Regions from separate parts of the Homo sapiens genome. Here region 2 is linked to region 1. A link is a contact called in ENCODE Hi-C data. All regions are on one chromosome and are shown on one strand. Each heading gives the region's core, a stretch centred on a gene start or an enhancer-like site at or near the end of the contact. The rest is flanking DNA. Distances are from core to core; before and after follow the strand shown. Region 1 overlaps PARD6G (par-6 family cell polarity regulator gamma). Region 2 holds the start of SLC66A2 (solute carrier family 66 member 2).

Evidence for each region. Hi-C counts contacts between places; a loop is a spot of excess contacts on that map. Pooled maps may share reads with other maps.
Region 2: a pooled map shows a loop between it and region 1 (2.9-fold over the local background). The contact joins the promoter of SLC66A2 here to the enhancer-like site in region 1. A Hi-C loop is called at or near these places in 2 of 37 single-sample maps with no recorded cell type and 7 of 50 pooled maps.

Annotation. Positions count from the first base shown.
Region 1 is chr18:80,195,998-80,203,730 of GRCh38, forward strand. It overlaps PARD6G (par-6 family cell polarity regulator gamma), which reads right to left. Exons shown (of 3, transcript NM_032510.4): 2 at 6,713-6,935. Among named protein-coding and RNA genes, the nearest start is that of PARD6G, 48 kb to the right of the region's middle. Within about 2 kb of position 5,259, at least 3 of the 41 ENCODE cell types and tissues checked have a DNase peak (open chromatin) inside an H3K27ac peak, as active enhancers do.
Region 2 is chr18:79,949,222-79,956,352 of GRCh38, forward strand. It overlaps SLC66A2 (solute carrier family 66 member 2), which reads right to left and starts at 2,432. Exons shown (of 6, transcript NM_025078.5): 1 at 2,360-2,432; 2 at 1,503-1,804. The coding sequence starts at 1,705. LOC124904336 (a long non-coding RNA gene) reads left to right here and starts at 3,588. Exons shown (of 2, transcript XR_007066429.1): 1 at 3,588-3,858; 2 at 4,055-6,875. RefSeq lists silencers at 1,714-1,833, 1,874-1,953, 2,274-2,783, 2,914-2,963.

The DNA.
Region 1 (7,733 bases), core at 4,009-6,508:
CCTTTTAACCCAGCAAGAACATTTCTACCAGTTTCCCTTAAAGACAGAACCTGACAAGTATTTTAAAATATACAACATAGTTTATAATAAAATTGTAACAATTTAAATAACAATTAATAAGGACTTGGTTATACTTTGTTAGAGCTGTGTAACTGATATGTCCACCATTGATGTATGTCTACATACATCTACAAAAAGACAAAAAATATGGTGGTAGGTTAAAATAATTGCTATGCCATGTATATTATGACCCTGTTTGTGTAAAACTACGTCCAACTAACCACGTCTACAGTGAGAGGCCTGGAATGATTCTGCCAAAATGCAAAAGTCATTGCCTCGGGGTGGTGGGATTGCTTCCATGTCATCCAAATCTTGTTTTACAAATATGTTTTAAACAGAAGAGCTTTTTTAAAAACAACAAAGTTTTATGAAGAATTTAATGATGGATATGCTTATGATATGTTAGGTCTTTAAAGATAATCCAAATTATAAATACATTATGGGTTTAAATTTAAGAAAAGTAAGAAAATCACAGACTCCAAGCAATATAAACTCTCACCATTTACATACAAGGTGTTTTGCTGGGACTACAGGAGAATACAAGTTAGTCATCTGTTTCCCTCTCTGTTCCCATTGGCTCAATTGGAAGAGAATCAAGGCAGAGAGCAGGGCGGCTGCTCACAGCGCCTGCAGGGCTCGGCTTCATGTGGGCGCCCTGGAGGACAACCCTGGATTCTTCTGGAGGGGGGCCTCTGGCTCTGTTTCTTTTTGACAAGCTACATCAGCACATTTTCTCCTCCCTCAACACACTCCTACTCTAGCGTGAACGCGGCTGCAGGAATTTCATCTTCTCCACATTCCCACGGTGGAGTGGGAGACTTTTTTCTTTTATTAAAAAAAAAAAAAAAAAAAAAAAAAAAGAAAATCCTCCAAACACACAAACTTCCAGGAATCTGTGGCAATTAAAGCAGCAAACATGTCTCATGGAAAACCTCCTACCCCAGAGGGCAAAGCCCACGTTCTGTCTGTTCCCATAAGCACATGGACACAGTGAGGCTAATTCAGCAAAAATATACCTCTTCCCTGCCCCCAAGAAACAAAACCTCAAGCCCCTAGGCGGTGTCCGAGGAAAGAGACTACAATGGGGCGTGGAATGCAGAAATTGAATTCTGACGGCTTAACTGAGGGCTTCCTGATGAGCAGTGAACCCTCAATTTAAAAACCAAACATACCTCTAGCTATTTCCCTAAGAATCCAAGAAAAACAATTATAAGCAGGATTTCTATGCTTGATACTTGAAAATCCTGCCAGTGTCCATAACAAGATTCTCAATCATTCCATACCCCTTCCTTTTTCTAGTAACTCACTTAAGTGAAATCAGAGCAAAATACACCCCATCGGGCAAATTCTGATAAATCAAATAGTTTACAACTGTGTTCTCCTCATTCTAGGAACCCAAAAGAATGCCCAGAATGCCAAGAACAGTGAACAGCCATACGCAAACGGGCAATACTGATGTTAGCTTTAAAAGTAAGGAGTTCAGAGTGCTCTGTGCTGAACATCTTTCGGTGTAATTAAGCCTTCATATTCCTGAGGAGGAGCTACTAAGACACCCTACCAAGTCCTGGGCTGTGCCTGGAGGTGAGTAACCACACTGCAGGGTATGCTAGCATTTGCAGAGTTTATTTGATGGATAAGCAGGGAAAAGTTACTGTTTGCACTTCCTGTTTATCCTGCTAAAAATAGAGATGCTCCAAGTATCAACTTGGTTGTGCATTCTCTGGCAAGGGCCAGCTTCCCAAAACATTCCTGCACCCTTGGGGAGGCAGGGGAACAGAGAAGCGGGTCCTTAACACTTAACACATTCTGTATTTACAACCTAAATACGCAGACTCAAGTCCAGACCCTCTCATCGTGGCCAATCCATTCTGGTAACTGCTGTTCTTCTCACTTAAATGGGCACAGCGATACAGAGAAGGGCAAAGACAGCTGTCATGTGTCCAAGGGAAAAGCCCATGGCTTTTCACAGTCCCTGGCCAGATGCAGCAGAAGCCTAGCAAATAAAGAAGAAAGGCAGTGAAGGCCTAAGGCTGGGTCCTTTTGCCCCCAAATGCCATGTAGTCGTTGAGAGAACGTCCGGAGAGAACGTCCGGATCATCCCAGGAGAATGAAAAACAAGTCATTCCTGGCCTGTCGTCTGAGCCTCAAATGCAGCCTCTCTGCAAGTGGGGCTCTTAACCTGGTATAAGCCGAGAGCCCTTTAGCAATCTGATGATGCTAGGGAACACCTTTCTCAAAATAACGTTCCTAAAGGCATAAAATAAAGCACAGGGGATTATAGAGGAAATTATTTTGAAGACAATTATCAGAATAGTAAAACAAATGTGTGACAGATTACTTTTCTTATTCATGCATTAAATAACAATATGTACCGTTGTTTTTAAATAATGATTACTGTAAATGATATTTAGGATATTGGAATGCAACTACCACAGGATATGAAAATATCTCATTTTTATTGGTAACAAAGTGACAGGCCCAGCTAGTCCCATTGGGCTGTGCTGAGTGCCTTCCCAGTGAGGACAGGGAGACAGCTGGGGATGCCACACTCCTGTGCCCACCTGGGGCACTCACCAGGCTTGGAGCCCTCTCAGAGAAGCACAGGAAGTTTCCTATTACCAGGGGAAGAGAGGATTTTTTTTTAAAGTTTTGAACAAATATGTTTATTAAAAAGTCAAAGTATTCACATATGGAGAATGGCTGAATTTTGGAAATAAAGGCTGGAGATAAACCCAGAAAACCTTACCCAGGGCCATGGCTCAGATCCAGGGGTCTGATCATCAGCCTGTCCGCCCTGGTAAGGTAGACAGTCCTTTCTATTTTTAACAGCTTTATTCCGAAATAATTCACATAAACTTCACCCATTTAAAGTGTAGAATTCAATGGTTGTTGGTATTTATGCAAATCTCTAGTTCTAGAACATTTCTATCACTCCAGAAAGAAACCCCCTCCCTCCCAATTCTCCCCACCTCTCAGCCCCTGGCAACCATGAGTCTATGGATTTGCCCATTCTGGACTTTTCACATTACAGAGGATTCTTGTCACGTGTAGTAGTTTGTTCTCTAAAGTTGACATGGTCACTGAATTACTGAGCATAGAACCATTGCTTCCGGGGGACACAGGGTTAGGTTCCTGTTAGCCTCTGGTCACAACATTTCATCAATACACAGTCCTTGAATAATGAGAATCAACTTCCAAAGTCATCATACAATATGGGAACTTTTATGTCCGGCTTCTCTCACTCTTAAACATACGGTTTCTGAGGTTCATCCATCTGTAGCATGTGTCAGCGCATCATTTTTCATGGCTCGATAACATTCCACTGCATGACTAGACACACACGCACATGCGCACACTTTTTTATCCATTTATCAGCTGATGGACGCGTGGGCTGTTCTCGCCTTATGGATATTGTGAATAATGTTACTATGAACATTCGTGTACTTTTTGTGTGGGTGCATTTTTCCATGTGCTAGTATTTTGCTGAAGGGTTTTTACATCTACATTCATAAAGGAATGCTGTTCTGTAGTTTATCACTGTGTCTTTGTATGGTTTGGAGGAAGAGATTATTTTAAGCAACAGATTAATTTTTCTTTTTTTCTGAGACGGAGTTTCGCTCTGTCACCCAGGCTGGAGGGCAGTGGTGCAATCTTGGCTCACTGCAACCTCTGCCTCCTGGGTTCAAGCGATTTCTCCTGCCTCAGCCTCACGAGTAGCTGGGACTACAGGCACATGCCACTACACCTGGATGATTTATATATTTTTTAGTAGAGATAGGGTTTCACCATGTTGGCCAGGCTTGTCTCGAACTCCTGACCTCAAGTGATCCACCCGCCTCGGCCTCCCAAAGTGCTGGGATTACAGGCGTGAGCCACCATGCCTGGCTGAGCAACAGATTAATTTTTTAAAACATAATTGTGGGTTTATTCCAACATGTATTAGGAGAATGCTGACTTTTCCTCTGTGATAGTAAATTCCCTCTTAACATATATTTAAATAAAATACGTCCGTGTACAGAAAGTTATTAAGTAAATGACACAGTGGGTACGGCTGCAGTAGAATCTTGAAAATAGCATGACCGTGACTGACCCCTCGACACCCCTGCTGCAGTAAAAAGGCTGTGGGATTGAGTGTTGCCTCTCAGGGGCCTCAGCTCTGCCCCAAACGCAAACACACAGATTATGAAACATCAGCACAGATTACTATGCAGGGAGGGTGCCTGACTGTGCACCGGAAACAACTGCCCCTGACTGCCACCTGGAATGTCGTCATCTTTACAGTCAAATCCACTGAGGACAGCGAGAGGCAGCTCTGATTTTCCCAAAGACAGGACCGAGGGGCCAGTGAAGGGCTTGTCATCAGCAGATGTCGCTGTTAAGCTCTGACAACAACCCCAGAGACAGGCACTACCACCCGTGCCACAGATGAGGACGGTAGAGCTCTGCGGGATGAGGCGTGTGTTTGTGTCACAAAGCCAGGGAGAAGGTGGGGTCTGAGTTCAGGTCTCCCTAGCTCCACACTGTAACATGACAGAGGAAGGCAGGGGCTGCTGGCGACACGCTCACGCTATAACCACGAGAGACTGAGAAACCCTGAGCCAGCTAGTTAAACTGGGCTACTACTCTGAGGGCAGAGGAAGAAGGAAAAATAAATGATGAAGACTGAACACAGGGCCCCAGCCAGCAAGCTGGAAAGAGGCAGAGTGTCCGAGCTGCTGCTGGAGGTTAGCACGTTCCCATGGGCAACACACAAGCCCACTTTCTGGTCCCAGCCCAGCTTTGATGCATCCCCAGTAGAGGGTGCCAAGACGCCTGGGGCCCACCTCCAAAGGGCACAGTGCCTTCTGCTGGCCTTCACCCCAGCTCCACAGTCAGCGGGACAAAAAGACTTGTTTCCTGCACGATGGGCAACAAAGCCTGTGCGCACATCTGCAGTTTACACACCTTCTTCACACCATTGCTCACCCCACACCATGTGAGCAAATGCTGTGACCTGGGATGGCAGGGGCACAGCCAGGAACACACCCCCACCCTACGCTCCTGGTCGGGTGGAGACAGACGGCAAACCAGCTCTGGGAGCAATGGACAGAGCCCAGAGGAAGCCGAGTAAGAGGACAGAGGACGACAGGCAGAGGGGAACACGGGCTCATCAGATCAAGCAGCTGAGACCAGGCCTTCCTGAGAAGGCAGCCTGTGAACAGATACAGACACCCAGGCAATGTGAAGGGGTAGAGAGTTCCAGGGCAGGGGGCAGGGGGCACAGGCCTCCATTCCAGGACCAGCCAAGCAGCAAGCAGCCACTGCAGAGGGCAGCATACAGAGGACCGAGGTGTGGCACGCTGGAGGCTGTGCAGAGCCATGCAGAGACAGCGAGGGTCCTTGCCCCCAGCAACCCCGAAGGACTGATGTGGAAGCTGAAGCTCAGCCCGTCCCCCAGGCCACTGTGAGGAAGTGACAGCTGTGTTGACTTCTCAGCACCGTCAGCAGGATACCCAGGCCCAGTGAGAACTGCAGATGCAGAGTGTTCTGATCTTGTGCCAGAGAATCTGTCTGAAGTGAGGTCAACGAGTCTCCTGCCGTTCCCTTCATCACCACAAATGGGAATAACAGCCATAGCTAGTATTTACAGAGCAGGGACGAGGAGCTGGCAGCACGCTGCTCAGCATCACCCTCACAGAAACTGGATGGGGGTTACTATGAGGACCCTCGTTTTGCAAAGCAGGACGCTGGGGTGAAGGAGGCGGAGGGCCTCGTCTGAGAACTCGCCCAGCCCGCCTCCCACCCAGCACCCTGCTGCTGCTTCCTCTAGTCTCAGCTCAGCCTTTCCTCCGGGAAACCTCTCCTAGCTGTCCCAGAGACTCTGGCAGCAGATCCATGAGGGCAGACAGGGCACACTGCAACCTCACCTTGCAACTGTCACCACTGGCTGCTTGGTTCCTTGAGGTGGTCAGTGTTCACCACCTGCACCGTGGGGCCGCCCAAAGGAGAGGCAGTCAGTTATAAAAATGCCATTTTCCCAATATCAAGCCTCACCTGCAGGTGCTTCTTTCTTTCAGCATATTATTTTGAAACAACAAGGTTCTCCGAAGTTTGGAGATGGAAAAAAAATCTAAATGCAGTCCAGAGACGTGAGCAGTATGAGGTCCCACAATAAGTCAGCAGTAGGGCACCCCTTCCCTTTCAGCCATTAACCTATGTTAGTAATTTATTTTAACATAAAATGATATTATTACTTATAGCGAAACTGGGCCTCAGAGCTAAAAGTTAACCAAAGTTATCATCGAAAGCTAACATGCTCCCTCCTCCTAACAAGATGATGGAGGGCATGCACCGTAACCCCAAGTTTCATTCTGAGGCCACTGACTCAAGCCTCCTTATCACTGAGTCATTTCACTTCTAGTTAAATGACTGGAAGTATCAATATTATTCTTTCTTCAGTATTTAAAAGTCAGAAGTCAATATCATTTAAAGTAGAAAACACAGTTTAGTATTTTGTCTATTAATGCTGATGAAACAATTTTTAATTTCTTTAATCTCCTACTACAGGTTAGAAAACGAACCACATAGTCCTGTAATGACAGAAAAAATTGAAAACTGTATTTTAAAAATGATTTCTCAACAAGACCAGCCGGCCACTCAACCACTTCAGTACCTCGTTTCTGGATGAAGACCCTGAGCAGGGGATTTGCACTAGAAACCGCCTTGCAGAAGTTGTCATCATTGTTGATGGGCAGCAGGTCTCCGTGCACATCTGCATAGCCAATAGTTACATCACTGTTGGAGATATGGTGGGTGTGCACAACCAGCTTGTAGAAATCTTCAAACTTCCCAGGCTTATGACGGTCCAGAGAGAACCTTCGGAATTCCGCCCCAAACTACAATGCAAGAGACGGGGTGGGGGGAGGGGCATTAATAAATACCAGAGAAATATCCAGAAATAAGGTGTGGTTAGTGTACTTAACAAACAAGTATTTACATTCCACATTTTCTTTAATCAATCATCCACTGATAGACACATAAGTTGATTTCATCTTTGCTATTATGAATAGTGCTGGAATGAAGCTACAAATGCTTTTAATACGATTTCTCTTCCTTTGGGTAGAAACACAATAGTAAGACTGCTGGATCCAATGGTAACTCTATTTTCAGTTCTCTGAGATATCTCATACTGTTTGCTACAGAGGCTGATGAATTTAAAATGTTGTATTAAGAAAATAAAAGGACAAGTATTTATTAATTCTCCACAAGGGCCTGGGGAGATAGTGACAAACAGCTCAGTTCTCACAGAGCTCACAGTGACTAAATAAGAAATTATAATACAGGAAGAGGGACCCTAAACAATTAAAAGCAGTAGTGACTCAGGCAGCAGCTCGCTCATCCACAGAGACCCAGGACGGCCCTCTCGTCCACACTGACCGAGGGACAGCTCAGTCATCAACACAGATGAATATCCTGAGGACAGGATAGGACGGGCTGTGTAGCTCATGTTGTAGGAAAAAGCAACGTCAAAATTAATGTTAATTTTTTGGGTGGCATGAAAGGAGAATCCTTCCTCAGCAAGGTCCCTTGCCTCATCTGTGGTTGCTGAAGGGACATCTGCACAGCTTGGGGCAGGGCTTAGGAAACTCAGAGGCAGGAGAGGACGCAAGGCCGGATGAAACCTCGGGACTGTT
Region 2 (7,131 bases), core at 1,182-3,681, 250 kb before region 1:
GCCCATGGCCAGGGCTGGGATGAAGGCCACGGAGCAGGGAGCACCCCGGCTCATGAACACGGGACACCTCAGCATCAGAACTCATCAAATGGACACGAAAGGGGTGTATTTCATGGAATGCAAATCACACCTCAATAAGGTTGACTTAAAAACTAACAGGCGGGCCAGGCGCGGTGGCTCACGCCTGTAATCCCAACACTTTGGGAGGTCAAGGTGGGTGGATCATGAGGTCAAGGGATCGAGACCATCCTGGTCAACATGGTGAAACCTGGTCTCTACTAAAAATACAAAAATTACCTGGGTATGGTGGCAGGCACCTGTAGTCCCAGCTACTCAGGAGGCTGAGGCAGGAGAATCACTTGAACCCAGGAGTCAGAGGCTGCAGTGAGCCGAGATTGTACCACTGCACTCCAGCCTGGCGACAGAGCAAGACTCTGTCTCAAAAAAAAACAAAACAAAACTAACAGGCAAAGAAGCAGGTACGTGATTACTCAGTGACCAGAGTCAGAAGCAGAGTTCTTGACACCAGCTGCCTGGACTCCTTCTCTCCACCCCTCCACCAGGCCCTCTTCATAGGAAGAGCAGCAGACACCTTCCAATCTGCCCGGACAGAGAGGCTGGGATCACCCAGAAGAAAGAAAAATTTCAGACGTTTTTGGCCTTAGAATGCAGCTGTGAGACCTCATTTCCTCTGAAAACTCACCCTCCCAATTATGTCTGCCTTCAACAACTGTTAAAATTAATTTCAATTTCCTTAGCCTAATACAAATACAAAGAGGAAGTTGGGGAGAGGAACAAGACAGTCTCCAGAGAGAGTGACTTCCTATTTAAATAAGGCAGGCCAGGCGCCGTGGCTCAGCTTGTAATCCCAGCCCTTTCAGAGGCCCAGTGGGGAGGGATGCTTGAGGCCAGGAGTTCGAGACCAGCCTGGGCAACAAAGTGAGACAACCCCCCACTCCCCTGTCTCTACAAAAAATACAAAAAAAACAATTAGCCGGGTGTGGTGGTGCGCCTGTGGTCCCAGCTACTCGGGAGGCTGAGATGGGAGGATCACCTGAGCCCAGGAACGTGGAGACTGCGGTGAGCTGTCATGTCATCATGCACTTCAGCCTGGACCACAGAGCAAGACCCTCTCTCAAAACAACAAAGAAAAACTATACAACATGAAAAAGGAGGGCAGGAACGGCTCCTCTCCACAGGCAGGCCTAGGCCAGTGCCCAGCTGAGAGGTCCCTGCTAAGTACCCATGTGGAACATCATGCAAGGAGGCGGATCTGGAGATTTTCTCTGAGATTCTGTGCTCCAACCCCACCGTTTTTCTGGAAAAATAATCTCACCCTAAGAAGTGACTTGCCTGCAGCCACGTACCCCATCCACGGCAGAGTGGGACGCTGGCCCAGCAGGGAGGTGTGGACCCTGCTGCTCCCCCGGCCTCAACCAGAAACCCCAAAGGAGAAACCCTCTTCTCCGGGTGCAGCCCAGGAAAGCAAGCCCCCAACTTACCAGAAGAGTATCCGCAAAATGTTGGCCACCAGCAGCACCAGGCACACGTAGGTGGAGAAGCCGTCGGCGTTCTGCGTCCTGCGAATGTCCCGATACTGCGGGACGTAGGGCACCACCCCTCCGAAGACCATGGCCGCGGCCGCGCCCCAGGACACCAGCTGGTGCAGTGGCACCAGGAGCCAGTCCAGGCCCTCGGCCTCCATCGCAGCGCCCGCCTGGCCGAGGCTGTCACGGGCTCCGCGCCCCGCGGGCCACCGGCCGCCTGCTCATCGCCGCTCCGCGCGCTCCTGCGGCCTCGGGGCCTGCGGGGAGCGGGGAGCTGCTCGAGTTCCGCCCAGGGAGGCTGGGGCGGCGCGCACGGACCCGACCCGACCCGCGCCAGCCGCAGGACCCGAGGCAGAGCGGGGGCGACCGGGGCCCGGGGCGCGCGAGGAGCGGCCCCTGCCTGGGACGGGGGGGTGTCTGGGGGTCCCGAGACGCTCCCGGAGGGGGCTGGGGAGGGGTCCCAGCGCCGGGGTCGAGGACGGGCGAAGCCCCTGGGGTCACCGCCCGGGTGCGCTTAGCCGGCGGGGGTCCACGCGCGCCCCGGGATGGGGTGGGGGAGGGGGCGCAGGGCCCAGGATCGGGGCGCACTGTTCGGGGGAGGGTCACAGGGCCTAGCATGGGGGCGCACGGCTCGGGGGAAGGGGGCGCAGGCCCAGGATGGGGGCGCACGGCTCGCGGGAGGAGGTGCCGGGCCGGGGACCCCACAGGACCAAGCCAGGGGACTGAAGGCCGCGACCAACTGCCCCGGCCCTGCGTCCTCGGCCGCCCTAGGCCGCCCCCCGAGGACCCCGCGCCGCCCCCGCGCTCCTTACCTGCGCCCCCAGCCCCGCGCCCAGCGCCCCGCGTCCCCGCGCCGCTGACCCGCGCGCGTCTCGGCGTCAGTCCGCTCAGGCGCCGGGAAACCCCGCCCCGTGACGTCACAATGCCGGGCCCCGCCCACGCCGGAGCTGCGCGGAGGCGCCGCGGTGTCCTAGAGCGCGCTGGGCAGGGCGGGCGCAGGCGGGGCCGGGAGCCGGGGCTGTCGGGGCGGTGGGGGCGCGTGGCTCCTCCCGCCCGGTCGGGAAATACCAGCCGGGCGGGGCCGGTCCCTCAGGCCTGGCGCCCACGTTAACCCGTCTCCAGCTGTCCCGGCGCGCGGCCATCCAAGCGGAGGGCGTCGTCCTGGAGGGCCGGGGGCGCGGGGTCCGGACGCCCCTCTCACGCGTGTCCTGAATGCGGGCCACCCGGGGACGAGTCTCGTCCAGCTCTGTCCTGACCCAGGAGACCCGGGGACCCGGCTCGGAGTTTGCAGCGCCCAGAGGCGGCCGGGGTCTCGGGAAACGGAGCGCCCCCCGCGGGTCTCCGCTCCGATGCAAGTGCCCCACGAGCAGATGCGCCGGGGCCGTCGCCGGGGGGCCGGCTGGACGCGCGGCCGTCACCGTGGCCATTGTCATTATCGTGGTTGCGGCCACGGTCGCTGTCGCTGCAGAAACGCGGGGCGGCCTCTCCCCATCCCCGTGTAGTTCTCCGGGCTGAACCGTTGGGCGCCTATTTGCAGAAAAGGCAGCTCCTGAGCCTCAAGACAGACTCGGGGGCCAGGCGTGCGTGAAGCCCGGGCCCTGCTGCCGGCCTCGCGTGCCAAGCCAACTCCGAGCCCCACACCCGCCCGCGGGGAGCTGCCCTCGCCCGGGACCCTCTTGGCCCGCGCGGGTGAGGACTGAGGGCGAGGGGCGCGTGGATGAGGGGCGCGCGGGTGAAGAGTGAGGGGAGCGCGGGTGAAGTGTGAGGGGAGCGCGGGTGAGGGGTGAGGGGCGCGCGGGTGAGGGGTGAGGGGAGCGCGGGTGAGGGGTGAGGGGTGAGGGGAGCGTGGGTGAGGGGTGAGGGGTGAGTGATGCGCGAGTGAAGGGTGAGGGGCGCCTGGGTGAGGGGTGAGGGGTGAGGGGCGCGCCGGTGAAGGGTGAGGGGAGCGTGGGTGAGGGGTGAAGGGTGCGCGAGTGATGGGCGGGTGTGTGTAGGGTGAGGGACGCGTGGGTGAGGGGCGCGGGGGTGTGAGGCGAGGGGTGCACGGGTAAGGGGCGAGCCGCGAGGTTGAGGGGTCCACGCTGAGGGTTGCTTCCCCGCCAGCCGCGGCCTCTTCTCCACGATCCCGGCCCCCTGCCCCCTGCCCCCTGCCCGACTGGTTTTATGGGGGATCATAAGGACAGTCACCACCTAACTAGGAGCAAATCCCCAACAATCGAGGAAACAGGGCGCTCCTGCCTTGCGCCCCCAGGCTGGCGTTGGAACTTCTTTAGAGCCAGCGCTGCGGAGCCCCAGCACCAGGAACGTAGAGGTGAGTAAAAGGCACAGCAGGAAGCCTGGGAGAGAAAAAGCAGCTGCCCCTGCTCAGCCGCGCCCTAGCCTGAGCCCAGCAGCCTTTGGGATCATCTGTCCTCTCTGCCCTGGAGGTTGGAGTAAGCTCCGGACCTCCTTGACCCTCACGGGAGCACTGGGGTCCCAGACGCTATCCTCGGTTATCTTAAATCCAGAGGCTGTGGAGGCATGGGGCAAATTGTGCCCGCAGCCTGGGGCCTAGAGCTGCATCTGTGCACGGGGCCTCCAGGAGCCCGGCTCAGTGGACGAAATCTGGCATGCTCGGACGTCACCCCACAGGCCTCACGCCTCAGAGGCACCCCGAAAGGTGAGTTGATGACTGCAGAGTGAGTTTGTACCTTTTCGAACACCACCTGCCGGGGGTCCGAGCCCCCACCCCCAGTCTACATCAGCCAATCACAGCTCATTGCAGGTGCTGCGCTTGTCACATAGCTTCCTGCAAACAAGAGAAGCCGACCAAGCCATGCACAGCTGGAAAATGGCCCTTATAAAGCCATCAAGTCCTAATCCAGGCAACCTGTAAATATTACCTCGTATGGGAAAACAATTTTTTTTTCTAATGTCATTAAGGATCTTGAGATAGAGAGATTGTCCTGGATTATCCAGGTGGGCCCTAAACACTGTGGCTCACGCCTATAATCCCAGCACTTTGGGAGCCTGAGGCAGGTAAATCTCTTGAGCCCAGGAGTTCGAGACCAGCCTGAGCAACATGGTGAGACCTCGTCTCTACAAAAGATAGAAAAATTATCTGGGCATGGTAGTGTGCACCTGTAGTCCCAGCTACTCCTGAGGTGGAAGGATTGCTTGAGGCCAGGAGGTTGAGGCAGCAGTGAGCCAGGATCGCACCACTGCACTCTAGCCTCGGTGACAAAGTGAGACCCTATCTCAAAAATAAATACATACAACAGAGACAGGGTCTCTGTGTTGGCCAGGCTGGTCTTGAACTCCTGGCCTCAAGCGATCCTCCTGCCTTGGCCTCTCAAAGTGCTGGGATGACAGGCATGAGCCAGCGTGCCCGGCCACATGCATCTTTGTAAGAGGGAGGCAGAAGGAAATTTGGTGCCACACAGAAGAGAGGGCCATGGGAAGATGGAGCAGAGATGAAGATGGGGCCTTGAAAATTGACGTGATGCAGTCCCAAGCCAAGTAACGCCGGAGCCACCAGAGGCCCCAGAAACAAGGAGCAGATTCTCCCCAGGAGCCATGCGAGGGAGCCTGGCCCTGCCAATGCCTTGATTTCAGCACATTAAAAGTGATTTTGGACTTTTGGCCTCCAGAGCTGTGAAGGAATAAACTTCTGCTGTTGTAAAAGCCACTTAGCTGTGGTCATTTGTTGCAGGAGCCAATGAGTGACTGACAAGATCAGAGCTGTGACACAGAGGAAGCAGAGCTGTGCCTCATGCTTTCCAGGCTCTGCTCATGAGAAACAGGTCACTGGGTTGGCCCGGTGCAGATTAAGGTGTCACGTAGGAGCATGAATACCTCAGGGAACCACTTAAGAATTTGCCTAACACATGGTGCTTATAAAAGGAAAAGCAAACAAAGCAACCTTGTTCTGAGAGCTGGGACATCAGAGGAAGATTGGAGCCACTGTTTCTCACTCAGCCTATTTCTTTTTATTTTATTTATTTATTTTATAGAGACGGGGAGCTCACTATGTTGGCCAGTTTGGTCTTTGAACTCCTGGCTTCAAAGGATCCTCTCACCTAGGCCTCCCAAAGTGCTGGGATTACAGGAGTGAGCCACCTTGCTGGTCGCGCACCCCATTTTTTAAGGAAACCTGTACGGAAGGTGGATTGGAAGTCTCACTTTAGGAGCCTGGCTCAGAAGTTCCGCAACTTCAACTGGTGTCATGTGACGTGCTTGGCAGTCACCACCCCCATCCTTACAGCAAAGAATAGCAGGGCAGCCTTTCATGGGCCCATCAGAGAACTAAGGCTGCCAGACAAACTGGCACCCTGCTCTGAAGAGACAGGCACATCCAGGGAGAGACAGCACCTGAGAGCTGCTCACCCAGAGCAGAAACTCCTGGATAAACTGGCTTTAGCAGAAAAATTAGACAACATGCAAGACCAGATAGGTGATATCAGCAGAAAGATGGAAACAATAATAAAAAAAAAATGCTAGAAGTCAAAAACACAATAGAAATAAAGAATGCTCATTAGTTGACTAGACAGAATGAAGGAAAGAATCAGTGAATATGAAGATAAGTCAACAGAAACTTCCCAAACTGAAATTCAAGGAGAAAAGGTGATGAAAAAAAAAAAAATCAACTGATCTAGTTTGAGTGTGTGTCCCCACCAAATCTCATGTTGAGTTATAATCACCAGTTTTGGAGGTGGGGCTTGGCAGGGGGTGTTTGGATCATGGGGGCGGGTTCCTCATGAATGGCTTGCACCATCGCTTCATCCCCTTGTGATGAGTAAGCTCTCACTCTGAGTTCATGTGAGATCTGTTTTTGTTTTTGTTTTTGTTTTGAGACGGAGTCTCGTTCTGTTGCCCAGACTGGAGTGCAGTGGCACAGCACAGTCTCAGCTTACTGCAACCTCCTGGGTTTAAGTGATTCTTGTGCCTCAGTCTCCCGAGTAGCTGGGATTACAGGCTTGTGCCACTATGCCTGGCTAATTTATTGTATTTTTAGTAGAGATGGGGTTTCACCATGTTGACCAGGCTGGTCTCAAACTCCTGACCTCTTGATCCACCCACCTCGGCCTCCCAAAGTGCTGCGATTATAGGCATGAGCCACCGCGCCCGCCTGAGATCTGTTTTTCTTTAAAGTGTCTGGCACCTACCCACACCCTCACTCTCTCTCTCTCTTGCTCCTGCTTTTACCGTGTGAAATGCCTGCTCCCACTTTGCCTTCCGCCATGAGTAAAAGTTCCCTGAGGCCCCCAAGAAGCTGAGCAGATGCTGGTGCCATGCTGGTATGGCCTGCAAGAACTGTGAGCCAATTAAATCTCTTCTCTTTATAAATTACTCTGTCTCAGGTATTTCTTTATAGCAATGCAAGAACAGCCTAATACACCAACAGAAAACACCATCCAAGAACAACATCAAAGGATATGATTGGTACAATGGGAGAATCGGAAGGAGGAAAGAGGAGAAGGGGCAGGAGAAATGGTGGAATGGCAAGAATGTCCCCAAATTAATGACAGACACCAAACCATAGATCCAGGAAACATACAGAACATCCATCAGGACAAATAACAAAAAACATAAAGCAAAACAAAAC